3 separate regions of the Mus musculus genome follow, and regions 1 and 2 are each linked to region 3. A link is a loop called in an ENCODE intact Hi-C map of the cell type or tissue named here. Cell type or tissue: left cerebral cortex. All regions are shown on one strand.

Evidence for each region. Peaks named below come from ENCODE experiments on the same cell type or tissue, not always from the same donor. Only the 100,000 strongest peaks of a DNase experiment are listed, where the experiment ranks them.
Region 1: it touches region 3 in a loop (3-fold over the local background); 5 of 42 quality-filtered maps call a loop at or near these places.
Region 2: it touches region 3 in a loop (3-fold over the local background); 4 of 42 quality-filtered maps call a loop at or near these places.

Annotation. Positions count from the first base shown.
Region 1 is chr2:49,312,080-49,314,579 of GRCm38, reverse strand. It overlaps Mbd5 (methyl-CpG binding domain protein 5), which reads right to left. Exons shown (of 17, transcript NM_029924.2): 16 at 855-930. Among named protein-coding and RNA genes, the nearest start is that of Gm25215, 85 kb to the left of the region's middle. In left cerebral cortex, a CTCF peak has its summit at 1,279 (motif pointing right); DNase peaks (open chromatin) are centred at 1,285 and 1,711; H3K4me3 peaks cover 568 bases.
Region 2 is chr2:49,450,564-49,453,063 of GRCm38, reverse strand. Epc2 (enhancer of polycomb homolog 2) reads right to left here and starts at 1,578. Exons shown (of 14, transcript NM_172663.4): 1 at 1,106-1,578. The coding sequence starts at 1,258. In left cerebral cortex, a CTCF peak has its summit at 967; DNase peaks (open chromatin) are centred at 105, 959, 1,581 and 1,959; H3K4me3 peaks cover 2,443 bases; H3K27ac peaks cover 1,933 bases.
Region 3 is chr2:48,947,984-48,950,483 of GRCm38, reverse strand. Orc4 (origin recognition complex, subunit 4) reads left to right here and starts at 1,217. Exons shown (of 14, transcript NM_011958.4): 1 at 1,217-1,367. Mbd5 (methyl-CpG binding domain protein 5) reads right to left here and starts at 976. Exons shown (of 17, transcript NM_029924.2): 1 at 935-976. In left cerebral cortex, no CTCF peak of the experiment used is centred here; DNase peaks (open chromatin) are centred at 24, 484 and 1,100; H3K4me3 peaks cover 2,429 bases; H3K27ac peaks cover 1,568 bases.

The DNA.
Region 1 (2,500 bases), 360 kb before region 3:
CTGGTTCTAGAGGATACTGTAGTTGATGGCTACAAGTTTACCAGGAAACTTAGGTTTCCTGGCAAAATCCAATCATAGGTTAGATTAACACATGTCTATGACCTGTGCCAATGGCAACATCTTGAGGCTCCCTAACTGTTACCCATCATGAAGCAGCCAATGGATGGGTTGTAAGTTTCAGATGGCCTAAGTAAATGGCTTGTCATTGCTATGCAGCCTGAAATAATGCTTATTTTAAAGAGATTACTAACATTATATTTATGTGTTTGAGTCTGTATGTGATGGAGAGAGAGCTTTATACCTCTCATCTCAAACTAATGGATGCATAGGTCAAACAAAGTGTGAAGAGAAAGCACATCTCTTCCTTAATCATGAGATTTACAGTTACTAGTAACAGAAATATGCACAAATCATCTCAATTTTAAGGTAGCAGAAGGAAAATAAGAAGTTAATATACTCTCTAAATTGACCAATCTTTTTAATCCTACTTTTTTTTTTTTTAATGTATGGAGTGAGGTTGCATTGCTGAATATTTTGGCTATAGTGATGGTCACTGCAACTCACAGTCAAACTCAGAAAGTTGGGGTTGGGACCTCACCATACTGCTGCTGCCACTTAATGAACCTTTTTAAGAAAACAAAAGTTACTTATCTCAGAAAAAAAAAATCCATAGCTAATACAGGCTCCCTTCCCTTAAATTCTTTTCTGCCGCCAGTCTTTTGCTTGCCTGGCAGTTTAGTATTGCTATGAGAGTTGCTTTACAATGTTCAAGAGATTTTTTTAACAAAAAAAAAGTGTTAATGCAATTTATTTTCAAAGAAACTAGAATAATGGAAAAAAATAAATTGACTTACAGTCCCAGACATTTTGTCCAGTTCGCTCATGGCCTCGTGAATAGCAGCTTCTAAATGGTTATTTAGTTTCCCACTTCTGGAAGCAATGAAAACAACATACCAAATTAACAAATTAAAGAAACAAAAGCCTCAATTTAATTCCCTAATCAGAAGACAAAAATATCAATTCTACCAGAGAAAGTCAATCTAGATTCACATCTGGGAAGTTCAGGCGATAGAGCATCGTCCTGGGGTTCCCAGCACTGAACGCTAACCATTAAAGTAACACGGCCGCTAAGGTTAGCACAGGAAGTCCCCTCCACTGTGTGTTTCTTCTGCATTTCATGAAGAGGACTGGGTCAGGAGCTCTGTGGTCTCCAAAGCTGTGCTTCCTACCAGGAAACAGGCCGTGGCCAGGACACCGAGGCTGAACTGCAAGTTCTGGCCACTAGGGAGCTCCCTCCACCCTTTCTGGATCATCTCAGCTAAGCACAATTGAGCAAAACGAAAGCTACATTTTGGTGCGTGGCTAAGAACAGCTTATTACCTCGTTACACCTGAGGCTCGGAGGCTGGTTTCGCCACAGTTCCCTTTAAACCGAAATGACGTGATCCTTTCAACAGACACACAAGGACTGTCTCAGAAGCTTCTGACTATTGCTTTCCGATCAGCATTCCATGAGTAACATCCCATATGTGCCATTTTTAAAAAAACGATATCGATGAAGCTGTTGTGCCGGTTAGGACAGTCAGGCAGTTCTCTGTGGCTATACATTCTTTGCCTACCCTACCTTATTTCTCATGTACATATGTAAATCTTACGCCACAATCTTCTAAATATGCAGGCAATCTGCTAGCATTCATCCCATCAGGACAACTGACAGGAAAGCCCTGAAGTCAGGAAACTCCTATAGTGAGCTATCTGTTACCATGGCTTCCCAAGAGTTAAGTCCTATCTATCTATCTCGGTGTCTACATGGAGGTTGGAAATTTGCAGCCGTGGGAGAAAACGCACGTTAACTTCAGTGTAATGCCTTCAGGTGAAGTCTCTCCACTTACCACAGTGTTCCCAAGGCTTTATCCACTATAGAAAACGACCTGATAACTCCTCTATTTTGTTTTCCCTGTGCTTTACAGACACTTAGTTGTTCATCTTTGAGTATTACACTTTTAGGCACACCATGAAGGCTCCACATATTTGCTAAGTGGATTTGTCCACAGTGAACATAAATGGTCCTATATCTTATTAAAACAACTGTGCAGTTAAGTCAGTTCTATTGGAAGGATAGATCAACCTACTAACTTAAACCAGTTGTAAGGACACTACCAACAATTCCCTCCAGCATGCTCTTAATGATCTTCCCCACCCTGCAAATGCAGAGAAGTTCAGGGAACAAAGTAATCCCAACATACCCACTCTCCAGAATGGGTTGTTAATAAATGACATGTTCTTATTAAGTATTCTTTTAATCAAAAAGATAAATCTAGTATTTCTACGTGGTCACTATTCTCAGTCACACTCACTCCCCTATGTCTCCCTAGCTCATGTTTTATATGATACACCATGGACAGAATCGCTTTATGTACTTATACATATAAAAAGCTGTCATGATACACAATTCATCTGTTCCTGCTCCTGTATCATCATCACCATCACCACCACCACCA
Region 2 (2,500 bases), 500 kb before region 3:
GCCAATCAAATGCTTAAAGGCATTTCCTGCAATATTAATAGTCAAAAGAGAAAGCCAATCACAGAAACCTCCAGCTTTCTTTTGACAGTAACAGAAGCTAGGGAGCCAATCCACACACACCCGTGGTTGACAATAAGGCGGGACTGAAGGTTCATTGAAGAAATTCTTCAGGGTGCAGTTACTATGAACTCCGCACACAAGTAACAACACTCCAGAGTCGTAAACACTGTCAAATCGGAGGAAATTCAGTCTTGGGTATAACTTAACCCCCGGGAAGAAGGAAACAGCATTTTGTCCAAATTTTAACATCTGGTCAAAAACGCAACTGTCAATGCGGACGCTCTGAGCCCTCAAGTTGTAAACAGCCATCCCGCATGCAACTTCCCCGGACGCTCGCTGCACGGGAAGCGCGGGCCTGGAGGCCAGTTTCAAGCATTCGGGCTCCGTCCTAATTCCGCACAACCGAGGAGGGGCCAGCCCGGCAGGCGAAGCCGGCGTGCAGATCAGAGGACTCGCTAACGCAGAGTCCGGACCGGGGGTCGCTGCCCGGCCGCAGGGATGCATCGCCTACTCCCGCGGCACCTCTAGCGGGCAGCGCAAACCATCACCCATCACCCCACTAGCAGGAAGATGCATGTTTTGAAAGAGCTCTACTTTCCCGAGATCGTTTGTTTCAAAGGCAATTTCGTGCACGCACAAATTTTAAAACGCAACGAAAATAGCGCCTTAGCCCAAGGACCCTTTCTCGACCCATTAACCCCGCTCCCGGCGAGATGTCTACGAGGTAAACAGAGGCTGTACGCCAAGTGCGGGCCGGCGCATCCCTGCGCCATTCCCGGCCGCTGCTTACGGCAGGGCCCCCTTACGGCAGCGTAAGCGGCGCCGAGAGCTAATCACAACACTGGGACGCAACAACATGGCGGCCGCGGGCGGGCGCTGCGCCGGCCGACGGGTTTACGCTACTCCGCCGGCGTAGGGTCCGGAGCGCGCAGCGGCAGCGGCGCCCTCCAGCGAGCGTAGAAGCGCTCTGTGAATGGCGAGGCCCGGCTGACAAAGGGGAGGGGGGAGGAGGGAAGGGGGGGGTAATAAACACTCGAGTCCCTACCGATTCCTCCTCCTTCTCCATCCCGGTGGGCATCTGGGGCACGGCCCGGTTGATGGAGACGCAGTCGTTGAGATCAGGCATGTCCTTGCCGCGGTAGATGGGCAGCGGTTTGGCGGCGTCCAGCGCCCGCGCTCGGAAGGAGAGTTTACTCATTGTCTCCCCGCCTTACAGGAACAGCCCGGGCGGCGGCGGCGGGGCGGGCGGGGAGGGGGGGGGAGCACTCCCGCCGCCTCCTCCACCTCCTTCCTCAGTGCAGCGCGGCCGGCCCGCTCCTCCTCCTCCTCCGCAGTGCCCCCGGCCCCAGCATGGGCGCCCACCCCGCCCCAGAACAGCCCCCCGCCGCCCGCGGCCGCTTCCACACTCTAGATCCGCCGCTCGCCCGCCCGATCCGCTCCCTGCGCCATGGCCAACATGGCGGACATTACCACAGCGGCGGCGAGCGATCCCGGCAGCCCGCGCGAGAGCGCGCCCCCGCCTCGGGGACGCGCGTCGCCCTCTCCCTCCCTCCCTCCCTCCCTCCTTCCTTTCCCTCCCCTGCCTGCCCACCCACTCTCTCCGCGGCGAGGCGCGGCCAGCCCAGCCGGCGAGAGCGAGCCGAGTCCCGGTGGCCCTCCTCGGCGGGACGCTCGGCACGCAGGCGGGGCGGCAGGTGCCAGGTGCGCTCGGTCCCCGGCTCCGGAGCGGGCGCCTCGGTGCCTCCGCCGCCGACTCGCTCCGCGCGGGGCTCCCTCGGGAAGGCTCAGTGCCTAGGACCGCTCGCCTCGGGGGGACAGGAGGCCTCCGCCCCCGGGCCACCGGCCGCCCCTCGAGTCTGCACTTGGACAGCTCTGCTCGCCCCGGCGCCTGCTGGCTGGTTTCGCGCCTCGGGTTTGCGCATCCCCGGGGAGGTCCGACAAGTCCGCTGCGTCTGCCCACGCCGAGAGGCACAGCCCTGCTGCGTCTCGCGCCCTGAGAACTTGGGCAGTCCCTGTCCAGAGGAGCTCTCCAGAGTTAGGCACCGCCGAGAGGATGCTCGGGTAGACAGGAGGGTCAGTAGTTGGAGACTGCTACTTGAAATAGTTGCTGGACGCGGCAACAAGCGGACTTGCACCTGTCATCCAAACTTTCTTAGTTTGATGGTTGGCATTTCTTGAAATCTCTAACCAAAGTATGTGAAAACACTGGTTACAGTGACGACTCAAAAAGAGTTTAATAAAGTTCCGGACTCCAATTAGTTTGCGTGTTACTGTGTTACAACTAAACTGCTGGATAATTAGTAACAAGAGTCGTAACTACTTGAAAGGGCAGCTGCAAAGATGATGGGCCAAAAAAAAAAAAAAAAAAAAAGTAAATTCTTGAAGAAAATGATACAGACCACACAAAAGAGTGATGGAAAGTTAATTACCACATGACATC
Region 3 (2,500 bases):
CATTGGAGGAAGGAGGGGGTTGTTTTTGTATTCTCCCCCAGTGAAGCAAGACACAATCAGATGTTAGCTGGAGAAAGCACTTTTGACAACAGCAAATAAAAATAAAAGTGTCCTTCCTTCCCTGACAGGGTGGACACCCCACCTCACACACCCCTCCTCACTCCCGCCCCTCCTTCACTCCCCCCCCCCCCAGCACCACCCCCTCCTCACCCCGGAGCTCCACTGCGTATGAGGTTTGGTGCTACTGCTGCCCCGGAGTGAAAGTCAGAGCCAGAGGAAGGCAATGGAGCCCCCACAGACACACTTACCTTTCCTGCCCCCCACTTTTGAGTGCCTTCCCTGGAGCTGTGGAGGATGACACAAAGGGTAATAAAGGGGGGGAGTGGAGGAGGAGGAGGCGAAGGAGGAGGAGGAGAGCTGGGGAAGTGGCTGCTCCCGGTGTAGGGAGATGTCTTCAGCCAGGGCCAAGCAGCAGCAACAGCAACAGCAGCAGCAGCAGCAGCAGTAGCAGCAGCAGCAGCCAAGGGTCTGTGTTGCTAAGAGGCTTTTGGTCTCTTTCTCTCCTTCTCTCCCGGCCACAGAGAAGGAGGGTGGAGGGGGCTCTGGAAGCAGGCGTGTGGAGGGCTGAGCGGGTAGGAGTCGTGGATGGGGGTTTTTCTAAGAAGAAGAAACTCCTCTCCTCTCTCAGGCTCAATTCCCCCACTCGGGGCTCAGAGCTGGAGGGTGGGGGAGGAACTCGGCCGCCTTCCCCCCACCCCCCTCAATTCAAGGTTGAAGTGGGGTAAAATTAGTGTCCTGTCCCTTTAAAAATAGAAATAAAAGGTGCCCCCCCTCTGCCACTGCCTCTCTCTTCATCATCAGCTGCTGCTGCTGCTGGGGTCTCTCTGCTTGGGGGGGAGGGGGGGCTCGGGGAGACGAGACGGGAGGCACTCACTGCGCATGTCCCGTTCTGACGGGAGGCTGGTTGGTGGAAGGCAAGGAGGAGGGGGAGGGGAGGAAATGAGATGGTTTTCCCAGAAGGCTCCAAGGCGCTGGCGACCCGGAAGCCATTGTAAGCAGGGGGTAGCCGGGCGGGGGCGGGAAGAGGGAGGAAGTTGCTACTCTAGAGCAGCCCCAGCTGCCTCCTCCCTCCTCTGGGAGAGCGGAGGGACGGAAGTAGGCGGGGACCGACCTGAAAGCAGGTCACGTGGTGGGGCGGAGCGGGGGCGGGGCCGCCAAAGCCGGCCGGTCGCCGTGCATGCTGGGAGTTGCTGTGCGCGGTGGGCTGCAGTAGGAGCAGCGGGACTGAGAAGGTGGTGAACATCCTTCGGTCCTCACCGTCGGCGGCGGCCGGCTTTGCCCGATTTAGGCAGGCTTGACTGGGAGAGGTAAGGCCGGTCTCGTAGGCAAGGTGAGGGCCGCAGTGGCTACGGGCGGGTGGACAATCTGAGGGGAGTGGGAGGCTCGTGCAGGCCGGGTAGGCCTAAAGCAGGAGGCCTGCCCCTGGCTCTCGGCTTCCGGGAGCTGCTGTGGACGAAGCGGGCACAGAGCTCAGCAGAGACGGGCTACAGAAGGCTTTTGGGTGAGGAACATGATTGGGCAGTGTTGAGAGGTCAGGTTCTCTGCAGAGAGAGAAGCACTACCTGCTTTAGAGCGTGCGACATATTTGGAAAAACCTAACCAGATGTGTGCCTTTTGATCAGCTTCTGCGGTAGCCTTGCTCATACACATCCTGCCTTCCTGACTTTTCTGTTTTCTTTGGGATTTTGGAGAAGCTGTAGGCATGTAGGCAAGGAACGGGCAGGAAAGGTCTGAGTGAGGGCTCCCTGCATGCTCTCTGCCTTAATGCTGCAAACACAAAAGACTGCCCGTTTGAGGATGCTTGGGATTGTTTGGTCTTTCATACAGAGTTTTGTCACTAAAAAAGAAAAGCCTTGAAATATTCTTTTCTTGTGGAGCTAAAGAGAAAGCTTTTTGTCTGGGTGTTTCTTTTTTTTATAGTGAAATAACGGCTTCTTTTTCATTTTAACTTTCTTCGTTAGTCTTTTAGCTGGTTTTTGTCAAGATACATCGGAGGACTATTACCTCGTCTTTAATAATCCAAGTTACATTAAAAAAAATTCAAAATCGGAGATCTTCGCACTTACTCTTACTTAGTCTTAACTATTTTAGTTCTGCTCAGTAGGATTCAGTCTGTTAAAAGTTACACATTTTCCCGAATTGTTCTTGGTGCAAGTCTATACAGTACGCTATTTAATGTATCCATTGCACGGTGCTTTTTTTTTTTTTTCCTTCGTCCTAGGGAGGTAATTATGTCAGATGGGTTCAAAACAAAACTCCAGTGCCCTAAAATTTTTATTAGAAAACCAAGTCTCAATCTTCTTATAGAAAACTATTATGACCTAGGTAAAACTTTTAAATCCTGTTTTGTGTAATGGCCTAAGTGTGTGGGAAACTGCACAAAACACAGATGTAGAGAACGACTGTAGCATACATAACCTGTAACCACTATGAATCAAGA